2 separate regions of the Homo sapiens genome follow, and region 1 is linked to region 2. A link is a loop called in an ENCODE intact Hi-C map of the cell type or tissue named here. Cell type or tissue: Caco-2. All regions are shown on one strand. Each heading gives the region's core, and the rest is flanking DNA. Links, peaks and the distances in the headings are about the cores only. Region 1 overlaps LOC124907755 (a long non-coding RNA gene). Region 2 overlaps LOC112268413 (a long non-coding RNA gene).

Region 1 (8,324 bases), core at 130-8,129, 220 kb before region 2:
TTTTTGAGATGGAGTTTCCCTCTTGTTGCCCAGACTGGAATGCAATGGCGCAATCTCGGCTCACTGCAACCTCTGCCTCCTGGGATCAAGCCATTCTCCTGCCTCAGCCTCCCAAGTAGCTGGGATTATGGGCACCTGCCACTACGCCCAGCTAATTTTTTTGTACTTTTAGTAGAGACGGGGTTTCACCATGTTGGCCAGGCTGGTGTTGAACTCCTGACTTCAGGTGATCCACCTGCCTTGATCTCCCAAAATGCTGGGATTATAGGTGTGACCCACTGTGCCCAGCCCTTGAATTTCTCCTAGCCCTTCAGTTCCTCAAGCTTCATGCCTCCCAAGGTTGCACCCCCCATGGCCTGTCCTGCAGTCCTGGGGCCCTTCTCTGAGGGGATGAAGGGGGCACTTCCCTGAACAGAGAGAAAGGGAGACCCACACCACTTGGATTAAACTCCCTGGGCCCCAGCTGGCTCTGCAACTTGGCCAAGAAGCCCTATCTCCTAGGGCCTCAGTGTCTTAGTCCGTAAAATGGTTCCTGAACTTTTAAAATACAAACACTCTTTTGTAGAGTCGAAACACTTTGCAGACCTGCACTCTGTGGCAGTACTTGTACTTTTAAAATCTTTTGATTAAAAAAAGGACAAATGGGCTGGGCGTGGTGGCTCACCCCCATAATCCCAGCACTTCGGGAGGCCGAGGCAGGCGAATCATGAGGTCAGGTGATCGAGATCATCCTGGCTAACATGGTGAAACCCCGTCTCTACTAAAAATACAAAAAAAAAAAAAAAATTAACTGGGCGTGGTGGCACATGCCTGTAGTCCCAGCTACGCAGGAGGCTGAGGCAGGAGAATGGTGTGAACTCGGGAGGTGGAGCTTACAGTGAGCCCGGATTGTGCCACTTCACTCCAGCCTGGGTGACAGAGCAAGACTCCGTCTCAAAAAAAAAAAAAAAAAAAAAAAAGACAAATGACCATCTGCAAGGATACCTTCATCTGTGCTTTAATTTTTTTAAAATTTTATTTATTTATTTATTTTTGAGATGGGGTTTCGCTCTTGTTGCGCAGGCTGGAGTGCAATGGCATGATCTCAGCTCACCACAACCTCCGCTTCTGGGGTTCAAGCAATTCTCCTGCCTCAGACTCCTGAGTAGTTGGAATTACAGACATGCGTCACCACGCCCAGCTAACTTTTTGTATTTTTAGTAGAGATGGGGTTTGTCTGTGTTGGTCAGGCTGGTCTTGAACTCCTGACCTCGGGTGATCTGCCCACCTTGGCCTCCCAAAGTGCTGGTATTACAAGCATGAGCCACTGTGCCCGGCATGCAATGCTTTTAGATGAGTGTATATTTTATTCAACAGCCCTAAGTACTTTTGAAAATGTGTCCCCTTGGCTGGGTGTGGTGGCTCACATCTGTAATTCCAGCACTTTGGGAGGCTGAGGCAGGCGGATCACCTGAAGTTAGGAGTTCGAGACCAGCCTAGCCAACATGGTGAAACCCCGTCTCTACTAAAAATACAAAAAATTAGCCGGACATGGTGGCTGGTACTTGTAATCCCAACTACTCGGGGGGCTGAGGCAGGAGAATTGCTTGAACCTGGGAGGCAGAGGTTGCAGTGAGCCGAGACTGAGCCACTGTACTCCAGCCTGAGCAACAGAGTGAGACTCTGACTCAAAAAAAGAAAAAAAGAAAATGTGTTCCCTTATGTGGGAGGCATCAGCTTGTGGATGATGCTGATTCCTAAGGGGCTTGAGGCTCCCAGCATGTGCAAATTTGTGTCTTTGAGGGGACAGATAGCCCTGGAATTAGTTGATTCCTCCTTGGCCCTCCTGGGGCAGACCCAGGGACTCAGGGACACCAGATGGGTAGCCCTGGCTCAAATGCAAAAGTCCAACAGTGACTGACCAGAATGTGCAGTGTAGTGGTTTCTCTTTAACATGTGGATCCTGCCTTGGATGCCTGCCAGGGCTTCCATCCTTGTTCTGCCACTAACCAGCTCTCCCCCAAGGCATGCTACTTTATCTCCTGGGCCCCAGGATTGTCACCTATAAAATGAGGTTGACAGTACTTGCGAGTTTTTGTGAAAATTAATGAGATAATGAACTCATGAGACTTACTTAGCACAGGGCACAGTTGTTGCTTAACAAATATTACTTTTTTTTTTTTTTTTTTTGAGATGGAGTTTTACTTTTGCTGCCCAGGCTGGAGTACGATGGTGCGATCTCAGCTCACTGCAACCTCCGCCTCCTGGATTCAAGCGATTCTCCTGCCTCAGCCTCCCGAGTAGTTGGGGCCTGGCTAATATATATATATATTTTTTAGTAGAGACGGGGTTTCTCCATGTTGGTCAGGGTGGTCTCAAACTCTGACCTCAGGTGATCCACCCGCCTCGGCCTCCCAAAGTGCTGGGATTACAGGCATGAGCCACCACAGCCGGCCCAAATATTACATTTAAAAGCAAAAATAAAAACAAACCCACGAGTGCCCAAGCTTCTCTTCTTGCAGTTGCTGCTCACCATCCTGTGGGCTGGTGCTGTCTGCTTTTGGAATGGTCTCCTTTGGCCCCTCCATCCTTCAAGCTCAGCCTCCTTCAGGAAGCCCTCCTGGCTCCTGCAGACTGTCCCTGCAGACCCCTTCCCTTGCCTATGCCCCTTTAGCATGCGGCGCTGGCCCTCCTACGTGGTTCCCTGATGGGCCCTGTCTCCCTGAGAGCAGGATTCCAGTCCCCCTGCACTGTTGCTTGGGGAGCCCTGCAGGTCCAGGCGCCATTCCCAGCCCCACACAGCTCTGGAGACCAGAGCTTGGTTCCCAACCACATGAAGGAAGGCGCACGGAAAAACCATAAACCCGAAGGCTGAGCGGGTTATTTGTCAAAGCAGGACAGATCTGCGGCCAGGGACGTGGAGGGAGTGCGCTGGCCCTGAGTGGAAGCGAGCATTTCAGGGAGCCGGGATGAGCACCGAGGAGCTGGCACGGGCAGGGCACGGCAGGAAGGAGGCCCATTAACACTTCTGCCCCGACCACGCTTCCTCCGGCACCTCGGCCAGGATGCACACAGGCGCGTTTGTCCCACTTTCACTGCGGCACTGTGTTTGCAGCAGCCCCGGCTCCCCAAGCCCCAGGTGGGTGGGTGTTGCCTGGGCACAGATGCCCTTTATGGATGGGCAGTGCTGGAGGGAGGCAGGTTCAGAATTGACCTTAGAGCTACCTCCCTGCCAGCAATGCAGCCACTCAGGAGGCCTGGTTGCATGGAGGCCATGGCATTGCCCCCAGGGACCCCAAATCATGGGGGTAATCCCAGGAGAAAGCAGCCGCCTTTAAAAGGCGAGAGTGCCCCAAGTGAGCCCTCCCTCCAGGGCCCATCACTCTGCCTGCTGCCACCTCCTGGCACGGGGACTGTGGATTCTCATCTCCTTGAGGGGCTCCAGGTGGCAGGCCTGCCTTGGTGAGGCTCGCAAAGGAGAGGGAAAGAAGGAAACCCCATTGATGCCTCATTGCCCTCCTTCCACCATCCCAGGAGGAGTGGGGCCTCAACCAAACATCCAAGGACTACCTTCCCTTCCATCCCTTCCATGAAGCCCAGCCTGCGTTAGCCTGAGAGTTTATTCACAGAAGGGCCTTTGGTGCTCTTTCTTAGGCCAGTGGGTGACAGAAGTCACACATGCCCCAGACAAACCCTCCAGTCACGCCCCACTGAACTTCCATCCCCCATTCACACTTAGCCTCAAGACCCTCTGCCCTGCCCCAAGGCCTGCCTGGGTTCTTTTTTTCAGCTGTCTTTTGCTCATTTAACTAGGGACAGGTGCAGGCACGTGCTGGCTGACTGTCAGCGCCCCCTAGAGATGGCCCAAGGACCCGCACCCACCCCCAAGGAGGCCTCAACTGAACCTTTTCTTTGGAGGCTGGGAGGTGAAGGAAGGGAGCCTCCGTTCCCTGCCAGCCACGACGCCAAGCTCACCCCGGTGCAGTTAGCCCCTCTCTGTAGAGATCATTGTCCTCCTTTGACATCTGGGGAGACTGAGGCTGGGAGAAGAAAGAAAAGTCAAGCCCTGCCTCCTGGGGTTCTCAGTCTAGCTGGGGCGGCGTCAGGTGGGAGGGGCTCGTGAGTGGGAACAGAGCAGGTCCTCCCTGGGTGCCCGCCGGTGCCCTGCCTGCAGAGTCACAGGCACTGTGCTCCGGGTGCCCCTTCTCTCTGGCTGGGCTTGGCGTGGCAGATGGACCACCTTGAGGAGGGCAGGAGGGGCTGCCAGGCCCTCAGGAAGTCAGATGAGCTTCCCTATCTCCTGGAGCCCCCCAGGAATGGGACACCACACGGCCACAGCCACCAATGCTTGCTCACTTGGGTTTATCTCCAACCCTCTGATCCGACTGGAGGGTGTGCCACTGGCCTCAGTCACAAACCTTTTCACATCCTGCAGAACCAGATGTAAAGGTTGGCTGGCCAGGCACAACCCACCCCCGCCAATCCCCGCCACCCCCACAACACACACACAGACAGACAGAAACACTTCCTCCATGCCCAGCGCCCCTCCTCCCACACTCACCACACGGATATCCCTGCGGACACACCTCGGGCACAAATACGTTCTCCACCCACGCCCTGTCCCCTTGGGGGCATAGACAGCACACACGCCTGTGCTCGCCTCACAGCCCCCGAAACCTCCCTCCCACCACAACCCCACAGACACAAAGATGCCTCCACTCCCTTCCCAGACACTGCCCTGGCCTCAGCAAGCTCACACATTGAGACTCCACCTTGTCCGAGACTGCACGCTTGTGCCCTCACGTGCTCAGGAACCCACTCTGCAGGTATCCACATGCCCAGGAACCTGAGCCAAGCCCCTCACGACCCTAGCCTGGATCAAGTCATTTATGGTGATAAAGCACTTATTTATAGTTCACAGGTTCTGAAAGGCAAGTGTGTGTGTGTGTGTGTGTGTGTGAGAGAGAGAGAGAGAGAGAGAAAAAAAAAATGAGCAGGGTGTGGGACAAGCAGGGCAGAGAGGAAGAAAGGGAAGGAAAAGTTCTGTGACTCACTTGCAGCTTAACAATGCCACATCTCAGCTCACCAGGCCAGGGGGAAGGACCCATTTGTCAACACAGCCAGGGCCTGGCTGTGGGCCAGTCAAGTGAGGTCCTGTCTCCTAGGCCGATGAGATAGGGAGGTGAGGATCCCCCTCAGAGACAATTGCTGTTCCCCCGTCTGCACCCTGGGGGGTATGCACTCTGGGCGGCCCCAGAGCCCTTCTGTTTATCCTTACCATAACTCCCCAGCTGAGGCGGCCCCACCACTCACAGCCTGGACCCTGCTTCCGTCTCTAGGACCCCGTGTTCCCCATCCAACCCTCCAGGCCATTCTTCTCGCTGTGCCTCCTGCCTGCAGTGCCCTCCATCCCCTCTGCACTTGGTCCGCTCCATCCTTCAGGCTCCAGCGCCTTCCCCTGTTCTGCCTCCCGCTTCTGAACGCTTCCTGCTTTCTCCAAACCACAGTCTCTTTTCCATGTTTTCTGGATAGTGAGCCACTACTCTCTTCCCAGTTAGACTATGAGCTCGTCAAGGGCAGGCCCTGGAATTTCTTCCTCTGCCCCCAGAAAGTCCCACCCAGGACCCCAGCAGGGCTGTGGAGCAGCAAGTGCCAGGATGTTCTTGAGAGGCAGACAGTAAGGGACTGAGAGGGACTGAAAAGGCCAAGTGAACCCTTCTGCAGCCTCTGCCTGGCAGGTCCTGGACAAGCCCCTCCACAGCTTAGGCAGGCTAGGGCCGCAAGGATTTCTCACCAGGTCCTGTCTGACACCAGGGTCTGGGGGACAGAAGCTGGGGGCCCAGAGAGCAGCACATGGCCTCACCTGCCTGGTGCCAAGCTCATGCTAGTTTTCCTCAGGAGCACACCCATCCCTACAATAGCCCTGTGACCTAGGGGCTTCCACTAGCTCAGGAAACTGAGGCTTAGAGAGGCCTGGGGATTGCCCAGGTCACCTAACTGGTGAGCAGCAGAGCCCCAGATCCATGCTCTTTCCTCCATTCCCTACCGCCCCTGCCCCCACAGTCCCTGCCCCCAGCAGCCCCTGCCTCTGAATCTCACTGGTCTCAGACCTCAAACTTTTGCTCTGTTTCATCTCCTGAAACTCTGCTCATTTCTTCCCCTATCACTCTCCTGAGCCTCCACCCCTTTGCCTCACTGCACCTCCTTTTACTTGCCCCTGGAGCAGAAGAAGGAAGAAGGCCCATAGCTGTGGGCATCTGTATATGCTGTTTCTCAGAGGGAGCGAGGCTTAGTACACAATTCTGGATGTGGAAAGCCTTTTCTTTTTTTTATTTAAAAGTATAATTTTTAAAAATATAATAGGGGCCGAGCGTGGTGGCTCATGCCTGTAATCCCAGCACTTAGGGAGGCCGAGGAGGGCGAATCACCTGAGGTCAGGAGTTCTGGACCAGCCTGGCCAACGTGGCAAAACCCCATCACTACTAAAAATACAAAAACTAGCCGGGTGTGGTGGTACATGCCTGTAATCCCAGCTACTTGGGAGGCTGAGGCAGGAGAATCACTTGAACCTGGGAGGCAGAGATTGCAGTGAGCTGAGATCATGCCATTGCATTCCAGCCCGGGTGACAGAGCAAGACTCTGTCTCAAAATAATAATAATAATCATAGGGACAGGTAGGCCAGATGTGGTGGTTAAAAAAAAAAATAGAGACAGGGTTTCACCATGTTACCCAGGCTGTTCTCAAATTCCTGGGCTCAGGTGATCCATCCACCTACAAAGAGCTGAGATTACAGGCGTGAGCCACCACAAGGCTTTTCTTTCTTTCCTTCTTTCTTTCTTTCTTTCTTTCTTTCTTTCTTTCTTTCTTTCTTTCTTTCTCTCTCTTTCTTTCTTTCTTTTTTTGAGACGGAGTCTTGCTCTGTCACCCAGGCTGGAGTGCAGTGGTGCAATCTCAGCTCACTGCAAGCTCCACCTCCCGGGTTCACGCCATTCTCCTGCCTCAGCCTCCTGAGTAGCTGGGACTACAGGTGCCCACCACCACGCCTGGCTAATTTTGTTGTATTTTTAGTAGAGACGGGGTTTCACTGTGTTAGCCAGGGTGGTCTCAATCTCCTGACCTCGTGATTCGCTCGCCTTGGCCTCCCAAAGTGCTGGGATTATAGGCGTGAGCGACTGCGCCCGGCCCCCTTATTTATTTATTTATTTTTGAGACAGAGTCTTGCTCTGTTGTCCAGGCTGGAGTGCAGTGGCACGATCTCAGCTCACTGCAACCTCCACCTCCTGGGTTCAAGCAATTCTCCTGCCTCAGCCTCCCGAGTAGCTGGGATTACAAGTGTGCACCACCACGCCCAGCTAACTTTTGTATTTTTTTTAGTAGAGACGGGGTTTTGCCATTGTTGGCCAGGCTGGTCTCGAACTCCTGACCTCAGGTGATTCACCTGCCTCGGCCTCCCAAAGTGTGCAAGGCTTTCCTTTTCTTTCTTTCTTTCTTTTTTTTTTTTTTTTTTTTTTTTTTTTTTTTTTGAGACAGAGTCTCACTCTGTTGCCAGGCTGGAGTGCAGTGGCATGATCTCGGCTCATTGCAACCTCCACCTCATGGGTTCAAGCGATTCTCTTGCCTCAGCCTCCCGAGTAGCTGGGATTACAGGCACCGCCCCTACACCCAGCTAATTTTTTTTTTTTTTTTTTTGTATTTTTAGTAGAGACGGGGTTTCACCATGTTGGCCAGGCTGGTCTCGAACTCCTGACCTCGTGATTCGCCCACCTCGGCCTCCCAAAGTGTTGGGATTACAGGCGTGAGCCACCACACCCAGCCTGCAAGGCTTTTCTTAAACCTGGACTCAGAAGCTAGACAGAAACCTGTCCTTCCCTCTCCAGGGACCAGCAGGGGCTGTGTTCCCAAGAGGCTCTCCTTGTGGGTTTGCACCTCTCTGGCTGACCGTCCCTTGCACACACACGTACCATAGCTGACTTGCCTTCAGAGCCCACAGAATCTCCTTTTTAAGCAATGATGGGAAAAACAGGTAATGGGTGCTGGGAAACACATGGGGCAGACTCTCTTCGTGGTGCAACCTCAAGCGTGTGATCCCAGCCTGCACATAGCATGTGATTATTTGATAAAAAATCGCATTCCAACCCCAAGCCAGCTGTCCTTGGTTTTCTCCACCGCCCCCCCTTGCTGGTTGCCGGACCCACCGTGTCTGTGAAATATGGTTGTGATTTTATGCTTAACCAAAGTCAAGGCTGGATTCCTTGATGAGTTCAGTTTTGCTAGAAGATAAGGACTGACCCAGATTCTTGTGTGCTGATACTATGGGGGGAGTGTTCCAGGGAAAGGGGAGATG
Region 2 (8,324 bases), core at 143-8,142:
GCAAGACTCAGTCTCAAAAAAAAAAAAAAAAGTCTAGAGGCAGGCAATTCTCAAGTTGGCTTTGCAACTCCAAGATGCCAATGCCTCTAAATTCTCTCCCTCATCCCCATATGGTCTCAAGATGGCTGCCACAGTTCCAGATATCACATCTTCTTAAATCTCCTTCCAAAGTCAGGATGTAGGGTGATGGTCAATGTGGCAAGAGCTCTCTTTATGTGCTTTTCTTATTTGATCAGAGATGAAAAGTCTTTCTCAGAATCTTTTCCATCCCCACTCCCACAACCCAGTCTCAGGTTGTGAAGAGATAACTTTGGTGAGGTTGTCCATCACAACTTTGGAGGAGTAAATGAACCTATTTCCACATCAGTTGTTCATCTGTAAAATGAGGGCTAATGATATTTACCCCAGGAGGTGGTTGTGGGGATTGAATAAAGTGATCTAGGCTGGCCATTCCAAGTACACAATCCTCTTGGCTTGGTTGGTTCAGAGAGGGACATGTGACCTGATGATACCAACCAGAGTCTTGCTTTAAATTTTGTCTGTGGATGCTGGAGGGGGTCTGTCTTCCTCTGGGATGTTGAACAACGAGGCTCAAGAGAGCCTAAAGCAATTGCACGTAACTAAGCGATTGTTACCATTTGTCTTGGTAAAAAACAAATTTCAGGAACTAAACTCCATTTCACTGAAGCCTAAATGCATCCTAGGAGGTTTTCTAGAGCTAGTCCCTCTGAGCAAAATATATTTATGCCCCTGAATTGATCAGATCCTCCTGTTATATGGATTCATGGAGCCCAGTCACTTCCCCTCATAGTTTGCAACAATTTGTAATTAAATATATTACAAATGATATCATGCCACAAAATTTAGGATTCAAGAAATGTTACATTTCTTAAATGTTCCACATTAAGTTGCATCTGGCTAAAACCCTCCTTTGTCAAAGTTATAGAAAGTTGATGCAGAAGGTGATGCAGAAAGACCCCAGAGTTTGCCCCACCCATGAAAACATGTGTTTTTAACATAGTAGGGACTTAACTGTCAACCATGGTTGTCCCCAGTGCTGCCCACGAGACAGTAGAGGGATTAGGGCAACTTTGAGGCAGGCTTGACCTGGGGGGCATTGCTCAAGGTTCCTGAGACTGGGCATCTGGGCGCAGTTCTCCAAGGCACAGGGCAGCCCCCACCAACATCCAGGGCCCTGCCACTGCAGCACTTGATGGGGGCGGATCTCTGGGGCCCCTGCAAAACCCCTAACACCTCTCGCCTTCAGTCCAAAGAGCCTCACAAGCCCTGAAGGCCATGGCCCTCCCCTGGCCAAATCTGACTGACACTTTGTTTACCACCTCCTAAGGGGCGTAGGCCTTTCAAATCACAGGGGCAGCCCACCTGGCCTGGCAACTTCTCCATTCAGCCGGAAACACAGACCAGAGACTGTTACTTTCCTCCTCGTGATAAGGAAATCTCAAACCTCAAGAACTCAAAGGCCAGGTGCTCCAGAAGGGTAAAGGAAAAAGCAAATATTTCTTCCTTTATCTTGATAAGCCAGCAACCTAGAAAGTGGAAAAATGAGACCCGACTTCTCAACAACTTCTCATTGGCATCAAACCTACCTGTCACATATATCTGTATATGGTGGACAGGGGATCCTAGGGGCTGGTGTCTAATTTGCTCACTATTTTATCCCAGTTTTTTGGCTCACAGTAGGGCTCAGTAAATATTAGTCCAATAATTATTAATCAGAACTCTTTGTGCTCTAAGTGACAGAAATTCAAACTGAATCAAAATTTTTAAAAAGATAATTGGCCGGGTGTGGTGGCTCACGTCTGTAATCCCAGCACTTTGTGAGGCCGAGGCGGGCGGATCACGAGGTCAGGAGATCGAGACCATGCTGGCTAACACGGTGAAACCCCATCTCTACTAAAAATACAAAAATTAGCCGGGTGTGGTGGTGGGCACCTGCAGTCCCAGCTACTTGGGAGGCTGAGGCAGGAGAATGGCGTGAACCCGGGAGGCAGAGGTTGCAGTGAGCCGAGGTCACACCACTGCACTCCAGCCTGGGTGACAGAGTGAGACTCCGTCTCACAAAAAAAAAGATAATTAACTGGCCCTTGTAACTGGGGAAATTGAAGGAAGACCTGACTTCAGGCAAGATTGGAACAACAATATGGTGGAGTATGATTTTCTCTCCAGCTCTATGGCCACCTTTACATGTTAGTTTCATTCCCCCAACAGCTTCTTCCTCATATCCTTGGGCAATGGCTCCAGCAGCTTCCAACTCTCTTGGTCATCACTCAGCATCTCAGAGGAAGACAGATCCTCTTTCCAGCATCTATAGCTTGAATCTTAAGCAAGACTCTGATTGCATGATGTGTCTATCCCTGAACCAGTCACTTGGCCGGGAGGACTGTGTGCTCAGAATGACCACCTGGGTCATGTGCCCAGCTCTGGGTGATGGTGGAGAGGCATCATAAGAAAGAACTTCACCAAGAACTGGTTTGGCTCCTGGAATATAAAGGGAGCTATGACCAGCTATATTTGCTTTGGTTTCCTTATCTGTGAGGTAATGGCATTGGACTACATGGGCTTCAGAGCAGGCAAAGAGAGAAAGGGTTGGCAGAAGCATCAGATGTCCTCCATATAGTGTTGGGAGCTGAGGCTGGGCGGGCTATGCATTCAGTTGGGTTCAGTGATGGTGGGTGTATTAGTTAGGGTAAGAAAGCTGCTGTAACAAACAACCCCCACCTCCCAATAGCTCAACATACCAAACTCAGTCACACCACAGTCCAAAGCATGGTGATGGGGTATTCATCTCCATGCAGTCATAGAGGGCCCCCTTATTTTAGCAACATCCTCATTCCCTAGAGTTCTGGAGTCTTGTGCTTGTAGTTGCACTGATGGGGAAGGAGTGGAGGTGGTACGTGGAAGATGATACAGGAACTGTTGGAGGCCAGGCCTGGAATAGATGTACCTTACTCCTGCCCAATAGCCATTGGCCAGAACTTGGTAGCTGCACATGGTAATAGCAAGGCAGGCTAGAAAATGTGTCCAGAAAGAAAAGCAAACAGAGTTTGGTGAGTTCCTAGTCCTGCTGCATTGCGGGAGGACTGAGGTGGGTTTAGGAGGTGGCAGGGGCAGCGGGGTAGGATGTGGTGGACCTGAAACTCTAGGCTGCCTGCCTCCAGATTTTTCACTTGGGCAGGTCATTTCAATTGAGGCAGATTTTTCAGCTGAGACTGAGCTCTCTGGGCCTCAGTGTCCCCAACTGTCAAATGTAACAAAGCCACCTCTAAAGCCCCTTCCCATGTAAACATTCTCTGCTTCGCCCACTGCCTAGAGCCTCCATTGCTCTGCGCAGCTCTGTTTCCCTGATCTTATTATCTCTGACCTCCCCTTTAACTTCACAATGCCCCTATTCCAGCCCTCCTTTCATCCCTATCTGCTTTATTTTTTTTCTCCATAGCACCTATCATCTGACGCGCCAAATGTTTTTCTCATCTATTCATTGTCTTCCTGCATGAGAATGAAGCTCCCAGGAGGCACAGATTTTTGTGTTTAGTTCACTGCTCTATCCCAAGAACTTAGAAAAGGGCTTGGCACATTGAAAGCACTCAGTAAATACTTGTGGAATGAATGAATGAATGACTTTTAAAACTGTTCCATCAAGTCATTCATAACAGAGCAACGCTGCCATCTGGTGCCAGAAACTTGAATTGCAAGCACAAACTGGAGCCGGGGAGGGAAACTGTGCCCAGGGACAAGCCTTGCCAAATTAACCCTATTTCATTGCTTCAGACACCACGGTCTGACTCTGGAGGGCTCAACAGTCCCGTGGGGTCTGGTTTTCTGTCCTATGTGTGTTCCCCTCCAGATCGCCACGTGACATCTGAGCCATTCATTAGGTTCTCAGAGGCATCAGGCACTCCGCGCTTGCTCTGTTTCTGCTCAAGTAACATCTGGGGACCGCTGTGTCTTAGAAGATGGGCTATCAGGGAAAAGATTCCAGCCCTGAGAGAGGATGAAAGAGAGAACGTATGGTGGGGGCTAGTAGGGAGGACCAAGGGGAGGGTGGGGAAGAAGGAAAGGCCTCTGTGGAGGAGACCAGGCCCACCTCCAGCTTCACTCCACGTTTGCTTTGGTCTCCTTATCTGCGAGGTGACAGCCTTGGACTAGGTGAGCTTCAGACCATAACTCAGCCTAGCCCTAAAATCCCACAATTCTTTTTTTTTTTTTTTTTTTTTTTTTTTTTGAGACAGTCTCACTCTTGTCGCCCAGGCTGGAGTGCAGTGGCGCGATCTCGGCTCACTGCAAGCTCCGCCTCCTGGGTTCACGCCATTCTCCTGCCTCAGCATCCCAAGTAGCTGGGACTACAGGCACCAGCCACCAAAGCCCAGCTAATTTTTTGTGTTTTTTAGTAGAGAAGGGGGTTTCACCGTGTTAGCCAGGATGGTCTCGATCTCCTGACCGCGTGATCCACCAGCCTCGGCCTCCCAAAATGTTGGCATTACAGGCGTGAGCCACCGCGCCTGGCCAAAAATCCCACGATTCTTAAGAAAGACCAGAAGGTTCATGGTACATCTAACTTCTGGATTAATGCCTAGAAGACGGGTTTCAGCCACTGGTCAGAGGCTGGCGTCCTCAGTCAGGGGGTCTCCTCATTAATAGGCAGGTGATCTAATTCAGTGGGGGTCTCTCCAAGAGGACACTCCAGCTTCCCTCTTGAGCCTTGCCCCTGCTGGGGCTGAGCACCAGCAGTGTGGCCCCGTGCTCTTAGTGTCTTGCAGCCAGGAGCACCACCACCTCCTCCCCCCTCATGCCCCCACACCTATGTGTGTTTGTGCTGCTCCTTTCGAAAGCCTAAGGACTGGCTCTGGCTAATCTCTGATGTCTCTTGGGTCTCTGAGGTCTGTATGAGCCAGGTTGGCTGCTCAGGGCATGAAGGAAGGGGCCCCGGAGGGACTTCTCCCCTTTCTTTCAGAGCTTTGGTTGTTGGTGACAGGAGCAGCTTCAGTGGCTCTGCCGATGCCTGCAAACCTTTCTTCCTGGCCTCCACCCCAGCTCCCTTCAGCACAGATGTGTAGGGCACCTTCCAAGATGCTGTGGGATTTAGAAGATAGTTTGGGCTCTGACCCCGAAGGGCTCCTTGTGAGTGGGGGCATGCCCCGTGCAGCACAGCAAACGAGCTGTGGCCATGCATGTGCGAACAAGCATCGAAGTCAGGAGTCCAGGCTGACAGGAGAGTTGCTTGGGAAGCCTTCTGGAGGGGTGGGGTCCCTACGGCTTCTGAGTCCACCCACACTGAAGCACTGAAGTAGAGTATCTGAGGCCTTGGGGGCAACCACCTTGCCCCAGCTCCTCTTAGCACCCAGAGTCAGGGGGAGTGACACCTGTGAGCCTCGCCCCGCCCCAATGTGGGGGTCACTGAAATGCGGGCCTGGCCGCCTCATGACACTAGAGCACCTGTATGTCCAGAATGCGGTAGGGACTCACAGAGACCCACCTTTTTCCTCCTTCCGTGCCCTTCCATCTCTTATTCTCCTACCCCCACCAGAGGCTCCTCTTCCCTCTGCCCCTGGGAGTCAGCTCGCTCAGGGTCCCCTGCCGTGCCCACTGCCCTCCCTCCCTGTGCAGCCTTGCTGTTCCTCCAACCTGGCAACTGGCTCCTATGTACTTCTAGGAGCACTTGCCCAGTGGAATAATGGGCCGGATTGTCTGTGGTCAATTCATCACCACTATCCCTTTCCAAGGTCTTCTCTGTGGCTCTGAGAGAAGCTAGGAACTACAATTCCCAGAATGCCCTGCTTGTGGGGCTACATCTTTTCTGGCTTGGTATTGGGCAGGTGGAAGAGAAGGAGAGGTCATTATTAAATCTAAATCAGATGAAGAGCTTTCTATAAACTGCACACCAGACTTCGAAGACTTTGTACAAGAAAATGTAAAATGTCTAACTAATAATTTTTATATTACTCCCATATTGGAATGATAACCTTTTATGATATATTGGGTTAAATAAAATGTATTAAAACTCATTTTGTCTCTTTTTGGTACTTTTAAATGTGACTGCTGAAAAATTCTAAAGTACATAAGTAGTTCACATTAGAAGTCTACTGAACAGAGCTGGTTTAAAGTATGCTGGTTTAAACTATGGTTTAAAGGGGCTGGGCGCAGGGGCTCACACCTGTAATCCCAGCACTTTGGGAGGCCAAGGCCGTTGGATCACTTGAGGTCAGGAGTTCCAGACCAGCGTGGCCAACATGGTGAAACCCAGTCTCTACTAATATTACAAAATTTAACCAGGCATGGGGGTGGATGCCTGTAATCCCAGCTACTCAGGAGGCTGAGGCACAAGAATCTCTTGAACCTGGTAGGCGGAGGTTGCAGTGAGCCAAGATCCTGCCATTGCACTCCAGCCTGGGTGACAGATTGAAACTGTGTCTCAGAAAAATAATGATAACTAAATAAAAAAATAGAGTGTGCTTGGGGATAGAAGAGGCACATACAAAGCCCTTCATAGCCACCTGAGATGATAAACAATGTTACATGTTGAATGGGGATTACTACCACATGAGAGTGGTGCAGACGTTGAGAGTTAAGAGCTTAAGGGATAAAAGGAGGTCCCTGAGGGCTCCAGGGTAGGGAATGAAGGAGGTGAAGGTAGGATGGAGCCCACCTTGGAGAACGGGGGGATGTGGACGGGAGGATGTGGATGGTGCAAGGGCGTGGAAGCCGTGCCAGGCAATGGATTCCATGGGTTAAGAGAGGAATAACTCATGCCTGGCAAGATGCAAAGGCCAGATGGTCTCAAGCAGATGTGAAGAAATGGTTATTGAGTCTCCTGTGTCTACAGTCACAACTCTATTCAGTCTACCCAATGCTGCAAAGTGTTGGGTGAGGGAGGCAGACAGAAAAGTCCTGTCTGAGCTCTGGGCACATGGGTGCCATCTCCTAGGGTGCCTAGGTCACAATGCAAACTTAAACCCAAGCCCCATCAACTTCTCCAGCTCTGTCTAGAATGTGGCTCCTTGAGGAGCCAGGTTTTCAAAAATTTTTATTTTTATTTATTTTAACTTTTATTTTTTCGAGATGGAGTTTCAGTCTTGTTGCCCAGGCTGCAGTGCAATGGCGTGATCTCGGCTCACCATAACCTCCGCCTCCCAGGTTCAAGCTATTCTCCTGCCTCAGCCTCCTGAGTAGCTGGGATTACAGGCATGCACCACAATGCCCAGCTAATTTTGTATTTTTAGTAGAGACGGGGTTTCTCCACGTTGGTCAGGCTGGTCTCGAACTCCCGACCTCAGGTCATCCACCCGCCTTGGCATCCCAAAGTGATGGGACCACAGGCATGAGCCACCGCGCCCGAGGAGCCATGTTTTCTAGGGGTGCTGGGGCCAAGGATCTAGGCTCCACGGGGCAGGGTGCTCTGCCCTGGTCCCAACTCCACGGGCCCTGCCTCCTTGCCCCAGCCTTGTCCCAAGCAGTTTCCTGGTGGTTGTAGACTTGAGTCAGGGGAGAAGTCACAGGAGGAAAAATGTGTTCCCGTCTGAGATGAACTCACTCCACCTAGACATTATGGAGTATGGTAGATGAGGTTGTGGGAACTATGAAGCCACCGCTTGAGAGTGCTTGTGCTTGGCATTTTGCAGAATTTCTGGCATGGCTGCCCCTGGTCAGCAGTGAATCTGAGAAAATCTGGGACCTCTGTGGCCCTGGCCTTGTCCTGTGGGACGGGCCTCCTGGAGCCAAGGGGGACTGGAATTGAGTCCACGTTGGATGTCGAGTCATTCTGGGAAGGGCTAGCTGTGGTTTCCAGGCCCTCTAAAAGGCTGCCCAGATACTGACCAAGAGGAGCCCAGAGATGGCCAGGCCAGAGCGAGTGCCAGAGCAGGTTGTCCTGCGGCCCAGAAAAAACTCTGATTCTAAAATCCTGAAGGTGCTTTGCCTCCAAGGGGCCTGCACGTTGAGGGACTTTTGAAAACAGGAGAGCTTTTCCACCATTGTCTCAGGGGCCTGTGCCCTTGCTTACAGAAAGAGTTAGACAGCAGCTCAATACATCCTTCCTAAGCACCTCTCTTCTACCCAATCCAGAAGCAGGCACAATGGGGAGAACGAGGGGAAGAGCTGAGAAGCTTTAAGGCTCAGGGTGTAGGAGCTTTGAGAGGCCATGGAGACCAACATGCCTTTTGAAGTAAAAATTCCTGCAACCACATCCCTGGTCATTAGATGTGGTCTTTGTCCTCTCAGAACAAACAGTTTAACAAAACCAAAGACATAAGCAGTGTTCCGGGGACTGGCAGTGTGCACATGGAGGCAGGGGGTTGTGGAGGCAGGGG

Evidence for each region. Peaks named below come from ENCODE experiments on the same cell type or tissue, not always from the same donor. Only the 100,000 strongest peaks of a DNase experiment are listed, where the experiment ranks them.
Region 1: it touches region 2 in a loop (2.3-fold over the local background); 3 of 110 quality-filtered maps call a loop at or near these places.

What each region holds. Positions count from the first base shown.
Region 1 is chr2:43,165,637-43,173,960 of GRCh38, reverse strand. It overlaps LOC124907755 (a long non-coding RNA gene), which reads left to right. Exons shown (of 2, transcript XR_007086298.1): 2 at 2,173-2,482. Among named protein-coding and RNA genes, the nearest start is that of ZFP36L2, 57 kb to the left of the region's middle. RefSeq lists enhancers at 2,825-3,510, 3,717-4,011, 3,686-4,331, 5,624-6,270 and a silencer at 4,435-4,494. In Caco-2, for the core only: a CTCF peak has its summit at 3,833 (motif pointing left); a DNase peak (open chromatin) is centred at 3,824.
Region 2 is chr2:42,942,394-42,950,717 of GRCh38, reverse strand. All of the region lies in intron 1 of LOC112268413 (a long non-coding RNA gene), which reads right to left. Among named protein-coding and RNA genes, the nearest start is that of LINC01819, 93 kb to the left of the region's middle. RefSeq lists an enhancer at 4,368-5,167. In Caco-2, for the core only: a CTCF peak has its summit at 3,717 (motif pointing left); DNase peaks (open chromatin) are centred at 1,357 and 3,697.